Linked DNA regions of Homo sapiens: region 2 is linked to region 1. The links are chromatin contacts, found by Hi-C or POLR2A ChIA-PET in ENCODE. All regions are on one chromosome and are shown on one strand. Each heading gives the region's core, a stretch centred on a gene start or an enhancer-like site at or near the end of the contact. The rest is flanking DNA. Distances are from core to core; before and after follow the strand shown.

Evidence for each region. A loop is a pair of places that touch in the nucleus more often than their neighbours do. ChIA-PET counts read pairs that join two places held with the same protein, here RNA polymerase II (POLR2A). Pooled maps may share reads with other maps.
Region 2: a loop to region 1 is called in a pooled map, with 5 times the contacts of the local background. The contact joins the enhancer-like site here to the promoter of LEFTY2 in region 1. A Hi-C loop is called at or near these places in 1 of 37 single-sample maps with no recorded cell type and 3 of 50 pooled maps. POLR2A ChIA-PET finds 5 or more read pairs at or near these places in 9 of 52 experiments (B cell, CD8-positive, alpha-beta memory T cell, H1 and 5 more).

Annotation. Positions count from the first base shown.
Region 1 is chr1:225,939,970-225,946,528 of GRCh38, reverse strand. LEFTY2 (left-right determination factor 2) reads left to right here and starts at 5,309. Exons shown (of 4, transcript NM_003240.5): 1 at 5,309-5,638; 2 at 6,527-6,559. The coding sequence starts at 5,389. RefSeq lists enhancers at 299-878, 2,615-3,194 and a silencer at 3,731-3,790.
Region 2 is chr1:225,846,442-225,853,350 of GRCh38, reverse strand. TMEM63A (transmembrane protein 63A) reads left to right here. Exons shown (of 25, transcript NM_014698.3): 20 at 582-687; 21 at 3,272-3,439; 22 at 4,339-4,454; 23 at 4,797-4,859; 24 at 6,138-6,317; 25 at 6,419-6,909. The coding sequence ends at 6,311. Among named protein-coding and RNA genes, the nearest start is that of TMEM63A, 32 kb to the left of the region's middle. RefSeq lists enhancers at 1,141-1,190, 2,575-3,121, 4,950-4,999, 6,635-6,909 and a silencer at 1,281-1,330. Within about 2 kb of position 5,195, at least 12 of the 41 ENCODE cell types and tissues checked have a DNase peak (open chromatin) inside an H3K27ac peak, as active enhancers do; they include B cell, where a contact is called at or near this core.

The sequences.
Region 1 (6,559 bases), core at 4,060-6,559:
CATCCCCAGACCTGGTGGAAGGTGGGAGGTGCTGGAGCAGTGGGTTGTGGAAAAGCTGTCTGGGGCTAAGAGGAGGTGAGGAATGGGGAGCCCATCCCCAAAGCTCAGGGGCAGCTTGCCTCGTGGCTCCATCATGGCCAAGCTGGGTGGGTGGGATGGCTGGGACGGATAACACCATATTAGGGAGACAGGAGTGGTCCAGGGAGGACAGAGCAAGCGGAGAAGTTTGGGTTATCTGAAGGTCATCTGGGTTGGAAGAGACTTTGGTCCTAAGTGCCTCAGTCCTAACGGATATGCACACCAACAAAACAGCTGGCAGTGCAAAGCATCCACATCCTCACACAGCATCCATACAATTACACCTAGAGCATCTGCAACATAACATCTCCAAAGAAAAAAAAGTCTTCACAACATCTTAAAACCCCTAACAATAGAGGTTCAGAAACAGTCTGCATTTTTTCCACTTTAGTAATTTTTGATTGAGACAGCTTGGTTAAGTAGTATTCCCTGTTCTTCAAACACCGTCCCTCCCACCAGGACAGAAGAGGCTTTTTTTACAATTTTTCAAGCCTGACCTGACCCCACAGCCAGACTCTCCACTCAGACCCTCAGAGGCCCAGCTCCTTCCACTGCATGACAAAGGGTGGCTGCCCTCTCTCCTGACGACTAATCAGACCATTGTAAAAAGTTTCCCAATCCACATTCAAGCTCTTCTTTTGGCTGCTAGCTAATTGCCCAATTATTTTATTTCCCCAAACAAAACTCTTCAGGCTGCCGGGAATCCACATTTAGGACCCAGGCCTGTATCTTGGGCCTCAGGAGTCTGGGGGATTTGGCCTTTGTCTGTTTGTCTGCTTCTCACGCCTCCCTGCCCCCTGCCCAGACCCGACCCTGGGTTGACTGAGTCCCCAGCTTGCCTGGGGCTGACAGATGACCCTACTGGCTTCAGGGGGTCAGGGCAGGACTGGAAATAGTTTGAGGGCATGGAAAGAACTTTGGTCTGGGAGTGGGAAGACCTGACTTTATGGGGGTATTGATTGTGGATCATCGACTGTGTGTGTTTGGGGAAGATGTCATCTCTCTGAGCCTCATTTTCTCGTTTCTAAAACCCGGGGGGCAGGAGCATGGCCTGGATAGCCAATTTCAGTGCTAAGCTCTCTCTGATTCTACAAACTAGCAGGTGAAATAAAGAGGGTAAGTCGCGTCTGGCTGGACAAACCCCTCCATTGGTGCTAAATGTTCCCCAGCTCCTCCACCTAAGGGAGGTCCCCCAACATCAGGAAGGGATCTCAGTTTCCCAATCGTGGATCACTTGCCCAGGCTACCAGCGGCCCCCAGGGCCACCCTGAGCACTACGTCCCAGACACCCATCCCTGCAGGCAGGATCGGTCCTTAGAGAGGCTGGATATTGACTGTGTAGTTTCACTTCCTGTTGAGGGCTCTGCTCTAGCTTTGGTCCTGTGCTGAGGGGCCGATGCAGAAATATCAGCAAGACATCTGGGGGAGGCAGGGAATCAAGAAGGTGGGGGGTCCCTCCAGGGGGAGGCAGGGAATCAAGAAGGTGTAGGGGGGTCCCTCCACTTTGCTATCTTCTCTGGAAATGAGGTTTCAATTTAGCTGGTCTGTTACCCCAGATGTAGAAGGAGCTCCTGAATCCCTGGGGACTTCCAGAGGTTCTCAGCCCTGTGGTGTTTCATAGCTGGAAGAGAACCTCGAATGGGCATCTGCAGGTCAGGGAAGCAGCAGCAGCAGGGGCCTGGCCTCCCTCAGCCCTGGAACAGCAGGTCCCTGCTAAACCAGAACAGGGGCCTGTGAGGTCTCATTGTGAGTGTCCAGCCTTAGTGAGCTCCCAGTGGGTCTATATGTTGGGGTTCTGGGGAGGGGGTAGTGGCATGCAAGGACAGCCTGGGTGTGATATCCTTGGCACCAGTGATAAGCCACAGGGCTTCCTGTCACCCAGCAGCAAGGGTAGTGGACTATTGCATATTTATGAAACACCAGCCCAGAACAGCTTCCAGAGACTGAGGCCCGCAGGTCCCGGCTTGCCTGTAAATGTGACACTTCTGCACCTTTTGGCCTGACTTAAGACCCAAATGTTTGCATCAAGTAAGTCCTTTCCCTGTTAATCACTTGCAAAGAAAGGCAACAGCTTCTCTTTTGAAGAAAGCTACCCTTGTCACAGAGAGAACAGGAGGTCTTGTTTGGACCGGACACAGTGGTGGGAATTTATATTTCACGGGATGTTCCAACTATGGGAGATGAGTGCCAAGATGGGATTTGAATTCCTCCTTGTGAATTACACAAATCCCACGGAAATATAGATGGGAGAGAAAAGGAAAGGGAAACAGAGAAGCAGCTGAGGTCATGATTCTATGACCCCAAGGGTCTCCTTCTCCCACCCCGGGGTCAGCTGTTAGGATTTCTGTATTTCCTCTTACCTTGGTTTGTGGACACATGTGACCAAATCCCTGTTCCTTCCCTTCAGATACCCTGAGCTCTAGCATCTACTATCTGTATGACTTTGGGCTAGTCAGACAGCAGTTTTATGCTCAGTTTCTTCATCTATAAAAAGGAAATAATAACAGCAACTTCCTCCTCAAGTTATGGTGAGAATAAAGAGTTAACAATAAATATAAAACATTCAGAACAGTGCATGGCCCACAAGCACTATTAGCCATTGTGGTTATTATTTATGCTTATCTGTAGAGATGGGGTCTTGCTACATTGTTCAGGCTGGCCTCGAACTCCTGGCCTCAAGTGATCCTCCTGCCTTGGCCTCCCCGAGTGCTGAGATTACAGGCGTGAGTCACACCACACTCAGCCCATTACGTTTATTATCAGTGTTATTCTTATCCCTCCCCCTTCTCTGATGCTAAACACTCCCCCAACACACACACTGCTAAAAGCCCTTCAGACAGCAGTATCATTCTGGGGTATGCTCTCCCCAGTGAGCTAGTGGACTGGCTCATGCCACCAGCACTCAGCTGGAGCCCAGGTCATTTCCAGACACAGAACAAGGGACAGAAACCTAGAAAACAGAGGCCAAAACTGCCCAGAGGCATGGCCTGTACAAAGCCACAGGTACTGGGGGCAGATTGAGGTGGGAGCCCCCCATGCCTCCTCAAACACACACTGTAGACTGGCTGGGTTCAAATATGAGACTTCCATATACATATACATATGCATTTGCATATATATGTGGTGGCATGAAGTCCCTGGGCTTTCATCCAAAAGAAATTCCACCTTCGAGCACCAGAAGATTCCCTCTTCCTCTGCCTGAAATGTTTGAGGACAGAAGCAGGGGGATGACATGGAGAGACCTGTCAGTGACACAGCATTCCCACAAAGGGGCCAGAGTGCCCCCATTTAGAAGGTGAAGGGGGATGACATGGAGAGACCTGTCAGTGACACAGCATTCCCACAAAGGGGCCAGAGTGCCCCCATTTAGAAGGTGAAGGGGGATGCCCCTTGCCCGGCAGCCCCCTTGGCCCAGGGTCCTTGTCCTCCTCCACCATCCTTACTCATGCGACAGAACATGGGCAAGTGAGGCTGTGGAGTTTTGGGAAGAGCTTCCCCCTGCACATCCTCAAATCCCCTATGCCAGTGCCAGAAGGAGATGCCTACAGAGACAGAGGCTCCATTTAGCTCCCAAGCCCTTCATTGAGGTTGGCGAGCAGGTCACTTCCCCAGGCAGTGGTCTGACCTTGCATCTGCAAGATGCACCTGAAACTGACACCTGCCTCCTAAGGGCTGTGTGAATACACATTCAGAGCTTAGAACAATGACTGGCACATGCACTCAGGAAATGTGTGCTATTATTGTTGTTGAGAGTTTTATAAAAAGCCACGACCTGGCCCGGCACGGTGGCTCATGCCTGTAATCCCAGCACTCTGGGAGGCCAAGGCAGGCGGATCACCAGGTCAGGGGATCGAGACCATTCTGGCTGACACGGTGAAACCCCATCTCTACTAAAAATACAAAAAATTAGCCGGGCGTGGCATGCGCCTGTAGTCCCAGCTACTCGGGAGGCCGAGGCAGGAGAATTGCTTGAACCCAGGAGGCAGAGGTTGCAGTGAGCCTAGATCGCGCCACTGCACTCTAGCCTGGGTGACAGAGTGAGGCTACGTCAAAAAAAAAAAAAAAATGCAAAAAGCCACGACCCTGTGAATGCAGATTTCAGGCAGATAATAATGATAGCAAACCCTTACAGAGTGTTTACCTGTCACTAGACACTGGGTGAAACATCCTGCATGTATTAATGCATTTAATCTTCACACTAACCCTATGAAGAAGACCTTATGATCATCACCCTCTTTCTGTAGATGAGGAAACTGAGGCACTGAGAAGTTAACTCACTTGCTAGCAGGTCAAACAGTTAGCAGATGGCAGTTCTCATATTTGAACGTGGCCAGTCTAAAATGTGTGTTTGAAGAGACACAGGGGGGCTCCCACCTCAATCTGCCCCCAGTACCTGTGGCTTTGGACAGGCCATGCCTTTGGGCAGCTCTGGCCTCTGCTTTCTAAGTCCCTGTCCCTTGTCTGTGTCTGGAAATGACCTGGGCTCCAGCTGAGTGCTGGTGGCATGAACCGGCCAGCCAGCTCACTGGGGAGAGCACACCCCAGAATAATTCTGCTGTCTGAAGGGAGGACTCCTGTGCTGTGGTCACGTGACTGCAAAGGCACTTGCTGAAATTGCTGTTCCTGGGACTCCTAAAGACAGTAGAGCTGCCAGATTTGTGTCCTGACCGTGTCTAGACAGAGGATGTCATGGGGGGAGGGCAAGGACGGTGCGACAACCCTGAGGGACCCCTGGTGTGGGGAGAGGCAGGGGGTGTGCAAGGAGTGTAGGTTGGAGGGAGATGACCAAGGGGCTTCTGTGAATGTGGCCAGAACCAGCAGGAAGGCAGAATCCTTCCCGCCCTTCCTTTATGATTTGCAGACCTGGACCCAGCCCAGCCTCCAGAAGAGACTTAAAGAGATTTAAGCAGCTGGCTAGCAGGACTTTGTTTTTCACAGAATAGACTCACTTTTTCATAGAACAGGGCTGGGGTAAGGCCAGGAAAATTCAACAGGCACTAAAAATATTGTCAAGCTGCTGACAGCACAGCCAGAGGCCCCAGGCCTGGGTGGCATCCAGACAGCCCTGTCCTTTCTAGACAGCCCCCTCCTCCAGGCTCAGGGACCTGTCTGGCTGTGAGCTCCCAGGAGGTCCCAGGGGTGTGACCTCCCTCCCTCCCTCCCTCCCTCTTCCCTTCACCCCAGGCCAGCCCAGGGCCAGCTATAAAGCTGGCCCAGCCTGGCTCTCAGCACACCCAGCTGCCTGAGACCCTCCTTCAACCTCCCTAGAGGACAGCCCCACTCTGCCTCCTGCTCCCCCAGGGCAGCACCATGTGGCCCCTGTGGCTCTGCTGGGCACTCTGGGTGCTGCCCCTGGCTGGCCCCGGGGCGGCCCTGACCGAGGAGCAGCTCCTGGGCAGCCTGCTGCGGCAGCTGCAGCTCAGCGAGGTGCCCGTACTGGACAGGGCCGACATGGAGAAGCTGGTCATCCCCGCCCACGTGAGGGCCCAGTATGTAGTCCTGCTGCGGCGCAGCCACGGGGACCGCTCCCGCGGAAAGAGGTTCAGCCAGAGCTTCCGAGGTGAGACCCTCCCTCCCTGCTGGCCCCGGTCCCATGGTCGGGGGCAGGCCGGTTGTGCCCACTCTGGAGGTGTCGAAGGGCCCCTGGCCTTTTGGGACTCTGTGGGAGGCTGTGTGAGGGCCACGGTCCAAGGAGCAGTGAGGAGGAGCCGGGCCTGGGTCCAGGGTCTCCAGCTGTGCACTGAGGCCCCCCTCCAGCCCAGGGGAGGTGCACCAGGCTAGACCTGCTGGAAAAACCAAGACTTCAGAGAAGGGGAGGGTAGAGGAGAGAAAGTAGAGCTGGGGGAGCAGGTGAGTGTGTGCCTCAAGGCACTTGGTGCAGCTGGACTCCCAGGGTATGTTTTCACACTGCCACTCTGGTCTGAGCCTGACCTTGAGTAAATGGCTTTAAAATCCTCTCTCCACCATGTGCTCATCTGGAACAGGGGTATGACTATGTCTTCGCCATCTCCCAGCACTGTGAACGTCAAAGTGAGTCCTTGTGGATAGAAGCGTGTTTGGATAACTGAAAAATACCTAAGTAGACTACCTGGGTTATACCTGGCTGTCAGGGGTGCAACTGGGCCTGAATCCTCCTGCAGCCTCTCGCCTCCCTAGCTCCTCAGTGCCCAGAGCTAGAGCCAGTGCCAGGCACCTGGGTGAGGATTCTGCTCCCAGCATCTCAGCTGAGGCAAACTTGCTAGCCAGGGTCCCACAGGCCCCCCTGCCTGCTGGATGGAAATTGTTACTAAACAAGGCCCAGATCCAAGGAAGATTTGTAAACTGGGTTTGCCCCAGAGATAGAACAGGGCCGGTGTCTCCTGGCCTGGCTGCCAGCTCAGTGGCCCTGCCATCCTCAGAGCTCCGCTGGAGTCCGGGGAGGCCCTGCTGACCCTGCTCTTGTCCCCAGAGGTGGCCGGCAGGTTCCTGGCGTCGGAGGCCA
Region 2 (6,909 bases), core at 3,946-6,445, 93 kb after region 1:
CAGACTCTTTTTCTGTAGGCACCCATTTGCATAAATTCTTAGCCAAACCCCAGATGTCAAAGGCATTTTCGGCTTGTGGCATTTATTCCAGGATTCCCTGAACTGGAGGGTGTGGCTTTCTCTTTTATTCTCCTCTGCCATGGTGGGCACTGTGCGAGGAAAGTGGGAGAAGTGCTGCATTCCTTCATTTCATTCTCAGCCCCCTTATGAGCTGGGCACTGCTAGTATCCCGATTTCACAGAGGCATGAACTAAGCTGGCCCAGGATCCCCTGCTAGAAGGGCTGGAGTCACTCTACACCTCTTCCCTGACCACCTCTTCCCTCCAGGGGCTCACATGCCTGTTGGGTGGAACGAAGGGAGCACTAGCAAACACGCATCACCATGCCTCGGGAGGGCTGGGTGCACTGAGTGAAGCAGGGCAGGCTGGGAGGGATGGGAAGGACCTTGGGAGGCGGGGAGCCACGCATCTCCTATTTCCAAAGTCCTCCTCCACCCTGCTCTCCCATCACCACTTAGAGAGCACAAAAGGGTGTTTGAGGTGGAACAAGTCCATGAGCTCCTCACCACCTCCTCCTCCCAGAACCAGGCCTTCCAGTACGAGTTTGGAGCCATGTATGCATGGATGCTGTGTGTCTTCACTGTCATCGTGGCCTACAGCATCACTTGTCCCATCATCGCGCCATTTGGTGAGTGGCCCTGGAGCCTGTCCCAGGGTACATGGGTACATGGACGGCTGATTGCACCAAACCTCTCGGGGACAGCTATCACCAGGGCACAATGGAGTTCCCAAAACCACAGCCACAAGAGCCACAAGCTGCTAAAGACTCACGTGACACCAGATTTCACTCATTTCTTTCTTTTTTTGTTTTGAGACAGGGTCTCATGCTGATGCCCAGGCTGGAGTGGCATGATCTTGGCTTACTGCAACCCCCACCTCCTGGGCTCAAGCCATCCTCCCATCTCAGCCTCCTGAGTAGCTGGGATTACAGGTGCCCGCCACCATGCCTGCCTAACTTTTTGTATTTTTAGTAGAGATGGGGTTTCACCATGTTGGCCAGCCTGGTCTTGAACTCCTGACCTCAGGTGATCCACCCGCCTCAGCCTCCCAAAGTGCTGGGATTATAGGCATGAGCCACAGCACCCGGCCTCATTCATTTTTAAATGAATTCCTCCCACTGGCCCTCAGCTAGGACCTCTCTTAGTATTTCTGGTCTGAGGTTCTCTGCCCACTGACTATGTCGTTCATGGTTGATTTCTTTAGCAGCAAGTAAGACAGTGCCAGAGTCACAATCAAAGCTCTCGTGCTGCTTTCACTCTGGCAGATGCCTGCCTCCACGTGGATTACCACATTTCTCACCTCATCCTACAAGGCAGTTCCTGTTTCTATTCCCCCTTCACACAAAATAACTTCGTATGTTGTTAGTAAGCAGGAGAACCAGCCTTTGAACTCAGGACTGTTTAAAGACCAAGGTCCTGGCCACTGAAATAAAACATCTGCAACTGGCAGATTAATGAAAGGCTCTAGAAGGAAACAAAAAACCCAAGAGACTGCTGGCAGTGATAGCTGAGTTTTAGGGGGAAAAGTTGTTTTAGTTTTCCCTGTATACTTTCTTGTGTAGTTTTAAAAATCTACAGTATTTACACTTTCAAAACAAAATTTATTTTTTAAAAAAGAACCTGGGGCTGGGCACGATGGCTTATGCCTGTAATCCCAGCACTTTGGGAGGCCTAGGCAGTGCATCACCTGAGGTCAAAAGTTCAAGAACAACCTGGCCAATATGATGAAACCCTGTCCCTACTAAAAATACAAAAATTAACTGGGCATGGTGGCAGGCGCCTGTAATCCCAGCTACTCGGGAGGCTGAGGTAGGAGAATCACTTGAACTCAGGAGGCAGAGGTTGCAGTGAGCCAAGATTGCACCAGTGCACTCCAGCCTGACCAATGAGCGAGACTCCATCTCAAAAAAAATAAAAAATAAAAAAACAAAAGAACCTGGCATAATAGAAAAGGCAGCACCCACTTTCTGTTGGTCCCCTGTGTGCTCCTGTGCCACCCCTGGGGTAAGACCCTTGGGCCTCATTCTCTGTTGACTGTGATGAGGGCAGGGATCAGCCGGGTGGGAGAAGGCCAGGGGTGTGGGAGCACTGACATACAGGGGCTCAGCATGGGAAGGGCTGGGGAGGAATTGAGGCCAGGCATCCAACTGTGAAACAGCCTCTTTCCAAGATGATTCTGGAATGTTAGTGTTCTGTGGGGACAGGATCACAGACACTGTGACTCCCTTGGTGCAGGGTCTGTCCCACAGACCCTGACCCAGCGACGGATGAAAGACATACACTGCCGGGTGCGGTGGCTCTCGCCTGTAATCCCAGCACTTTGGGAGGCAAAGGTGGGCGGATCACGAGGTCAGGAGATCGAGACCATCCTGGTTAACATGGTGAAACCCTATCTCTACTAAAAATATAAAAAATTAGCCGGGCATGGTGTCAGGCGCCCGTAGTCCCAGCTACTTGAGAGGCTGAGGCAGAAGAATGGCATGAACCCAGGAGGCGGAGCTTGCAGTGAGCCGAGATCGCACCACTGCACTCCAGCCTGGGCAACAGAGACTCTGTCTCAAAAAAACAGACAGACAGACATACACTGACAGATATTTTGCCTGTCAGTGCGGCTAAGGGGCTCTGCAGCCTGAGTCTGCAGTGTAGTCCTCAATGCCAGGCGAAGTTCGCATTTATTTAGTACAGACTAAATGACAAAGGTCTCGAGTAAACACCACTAGAGGGTAATTAACATTGCCGACCCCCTGAATAGCGAGCAATCATGCACCAGTGGATGATCAAAGGTTGGTCTTAGGACCACATGAGTAAACAAGCTATTTAGGTAAACTCCCCCACATTCCTATGTATCTGCACCCTAAGCTTTTAAGAGAATTCAGCTGCCTTCAGCCAAACCCTTTACTGAAGCTATGCAAACCTCTCGGCTTTCCAAGAAGGTTTGTGTCTATTTCCTATAACTTTATCTTAAATTTTCTCCCACCACCCTGACCGATCCCCTACACCTTGGGGTCACAGATAAGTGAGGAAGTGGGTAGGAGAGAGAAAGTGAAAAAAAACTAGTAGCCAGAGGTGCAGGATGCCTCATTTTGTGTTCAGGCAGTAGAGCAGCAGCCCCAGCCCTGGCTCCTTGCCAAAATAGCCGCCCCGGAGAGGAAGAGGACAGAGGTGTCTGTGTGGCCCTGCGAGGTCTCCAGCTCACAGCCCCATCCCCTGCAGGCCTCATCTACATCCTGCTCAAGCACATGGTGGACCGGCACAACCTCTACTTCGTCTACCTCCCAGCCAAGCTGGAGAAGGGGATCCACTTTGCCGCTGTGAACCAGGCCTTGGCAGCCCCCATCCTGTGCCTCTTCTGGCTCTACTTCTTTTCCTTCCTGCGCCTGGGTGAGCAGCCCTTCTGACCTGGGGCCAGCCCTTGGCCTCCCAGCCCTGCATCCCCACCAGCCAGTCAGATCCCTCATTGCTTTCACAGCATCAGCATGGCATCCAGTCAGAATGTGGTGCCCAGAGTGAGGGCTGGTTAGGTGTCCCATCAGAACGTGGTACCCAGAATGAGGGTTGGTTACATGTCTAGTCAGAATGTGGTGCCCAGAGTGAGGACTGGTTAGGTGTCCAATCAAAACATGATACCCAGGGTGAGGGGCTGGTTGGGTGTGGTGTTGACAGCCTGGCTCCTAAGCTAGCCCGAGTGCAGGTGTAACCCTTGTGAAGGCCTGGTCAATTGTCCCATACATCCCTGGAGAGAAGATAGTGCCTTTATCAGCTGTGCAGGGACTGAACCAGAGGAAATGGGGAAGCTGATCCAGATTTGCCCTTTGAGGCTGGTGGTTGGGCCCAGCTCCTTGTACCTCCTGGCATGGAAGAGGTGGGGACGTGGAGGAGAGAAAACTGACACTCCTGGGGGAAAGACACGTCTGCCCCGGTCAGACTGGGGGTGTGGGAGGGTCCATCCTCTCTAGCCCAGGGCACTGGAGACTGGAGGGAACGGACCAGCAAGGAGGCTGAAGAATTGCCATTGACTTGGCACCCCAGTGCCTGAAATCTGACCAGGGATGATGCCAGTCATTCAGTGGGTCCCTCTGTGTGTTCCTGGCTGTGAAGACACCATCCTTGCTGCTGGAGTTGAGGGGTGGGGGTGGGGGGTTAGGCCTTACCTTTATTTTCTGCCTGAGGGAGAAGTCACGGGCAGTTTCCACACCAGGTGCGGCCCCTTCCTCAGCAGGGTGAGGGTAGGTGGTGGCCCCTCCCTGCCCACCCCAAGGCTAGCCACCCTCTATCACCAGGTATGAAGGCCCCCGCCACTCTGTTCACCTTCCTGGTGCTGCTGCTCACCATCCTGGTCTGCCTGGCTCACACCTGCTTTGGATGCTTCAAGCACCTCAGCCCTCTGAACTACAAAGTAAAGGCCCCCGACCCCACTGCCCGGTCAAGCCCTGGGAGGAACAGATGGTGGGACGGGCTCGCTGTCAACCCCGCCCACCCTTGTCTGTATCAACACAGCAGCAGCCTTCTCCAGATTCTGCTTCTCCATGGGAAAGGCGTGGGTGGTTGGGTGCCATGTGTAGCTTCCCTTCCTCCCCTCATCCCTGCACTCCCCCACCCCATCCTCTCTCGGGCTGCTGGGGAGCTTGGTGCCAGCTGGTACTATTATTCCGGGTGTTAATAGTCTGTGTGTTTGGAGGGTGTTTGTTCACAGAGATCAGTTTTGTTTATCATCGCAAGTTTTTGCTGTTATCTGCAGACAGAAGAGCCTGCAAGTGACAAAGGAAGTGAGGCAGAGGCCCACATGCCCCCACCGTTCACAGTAAGCTGTGCCCCTCAGCCTCTGAGCTTGTCGCCCTTTTTTTTGCTTTGGTTGTAACAGTCCCAACCAGATGGGCCCCGGCAAATCTTTGATCATCTCTTGCTAAGATCACATGGCAGGCAAGTTTGTGAATTAATGGCAGAGAAGGAATCCTGGTCCCCCTGGGTATTTTAACCTGCATATTTGAAACTGTTGAGGAGATAGAGTCTTGTCTCGATTCATGGCCATCCCCCTTGGTTTCAGTTCCCTGCTCTCTTTCCTTCTCTGCATATTTAATGCCTGGTGAGTTTGGGGCTTTAGTGAAGGCACATGGTAAGGCGCTAGGGTTTGACAAAGGTTTGTCATCAGCGATGCACCTGCCTGTGCGAGGTCCTCCACTAGGCTCCAAGAGGGTGTCAGGCAGACTTCCCTTTGAATTCAAGAAATGAACATTGCACCTGCTTCAGAGGAAGACCCCATGGTAGAGAGACACAGGGCTCCTTGCCTTCCTAGTTCTCTCTGCACACAGCCTCCAGGGTCCTGCTCCTAGGGTGGGGCTGGGAAGGGAAAGCAGAGCCCCAGGGTTCCAGAGCTGTAGTCACCAGCCTTCCTGACAGCCGTGGCCAGGACAGAGCCGACCTCATCTGCAGGGTTCTTTCTGGTGGCTGCCTCCCAGGTGTCAGGCTCTCTTATCGGTGTCTGTCCTTGGACAAGTTCCAAACAAGGGAGGGCCTCAGAAGGACTCATTACCCAGCGACACACCTGTGGCTATGCTGGCCAAGCAGGGAACATGCAGGACAGGTGGATGATGTCAAGCCCTCACAGCCAGGGTCTCAGGAGGAGTATGGCAGGGCTCTGTGCCTGGGGTCAGTGGCTGGAGCCTGGGATTGGGAGGAAATGAGACTCAAAATGAGACTCACACAGATATGTTGAGCATCCCAGGGGTCCCAGGGCAGCGTTCTAAGCCCCCCTATATAGGTAGACTTGTTTCTTCTACAAAGTGAGAAATCCTCCTAGGATCCAGGGCTAGGAAGTTTAGTTTCCTCTGAGAACTGCTCTCTTGTGCTTCCTTCTGTGATCATGAGAACTGTATAACTGTGCTTTCTCTTTTGCCCTGGCTGCTAGGAAATTCTGCAGGTGTCATATTTTCGGTCTTAATGTCCTAAATGGATGTCGGTGTTTCTTCATATGTCCTTTATGGCCACTGTCTGTGTCCTGTTGGGAGAAGGGCAGGAGGGGAGGGATGCAGTGTGGAAGCTCATGCCTGTCCAGGCCAAGCACAAATCCATTTGCTGACAGCCCTACGTGCCTCGGATTCTGAACGGCTTGGCCTCGGAGAGGACAGCACTGTCTCCGCAGCAGCAGCAGCAGCAGACCTATGGTGCCATCCACAACATCAGCGGGACTATCCCTGGACAGTGCTTGGCGCAGAGCGCCACGGGCAGTGTGGCTGCTGCCCCCCAGGAGGCCTGAGGCTGGGTGAGCTGCTGGCTGGGCCAGGCTCAGGGGAGCCTGTGGGGTGAGAAGACAGGTGAAGCGGCCTGACTCCCAAGTTCATGACTTCTTCCCATCTGTTTTAGGTCTCACTGCTCTGAAAAGACACAACCAGAATGGCCTGGGGCTCAGGCCCTTGGCTGAGTGGGAATGCGTTGGGACTGCCCAGCTGAGCTATCAGGTGCCCATCTTTTCTGGTCCCAGCAGTGGTGAGGAGAGCACAGGCAGGCCTCGCCCCTCCCTTGCTCACCCAGTTTCCCCTCCGGCACAAGCTTCCAGCTCTGCAGCTGGGGTGACATCCCCAGTGGTTTGTCGCCAAGACCATGTGGTGGACTTTTCGCCCCCCAAACTGATGAGTCCGGGAGAATATATGGAGAGAGAGATGTAACAAGGGGAAGGCCTCCTCCCTTCTGAGCACACACACAACCGATAACCAAAGAGATGCTGCAGTCCAGGTCTGAGGTCCCGCTGGCATCCAGCTCCCTGCTCCATGGCCAGTCCCTCCCCAGCCCAGCAGTCCCTCCAGGCTACATCCAGGAGTAAGCTATGGGGAACAGGTTGGGAGGTGGCCAGTGCT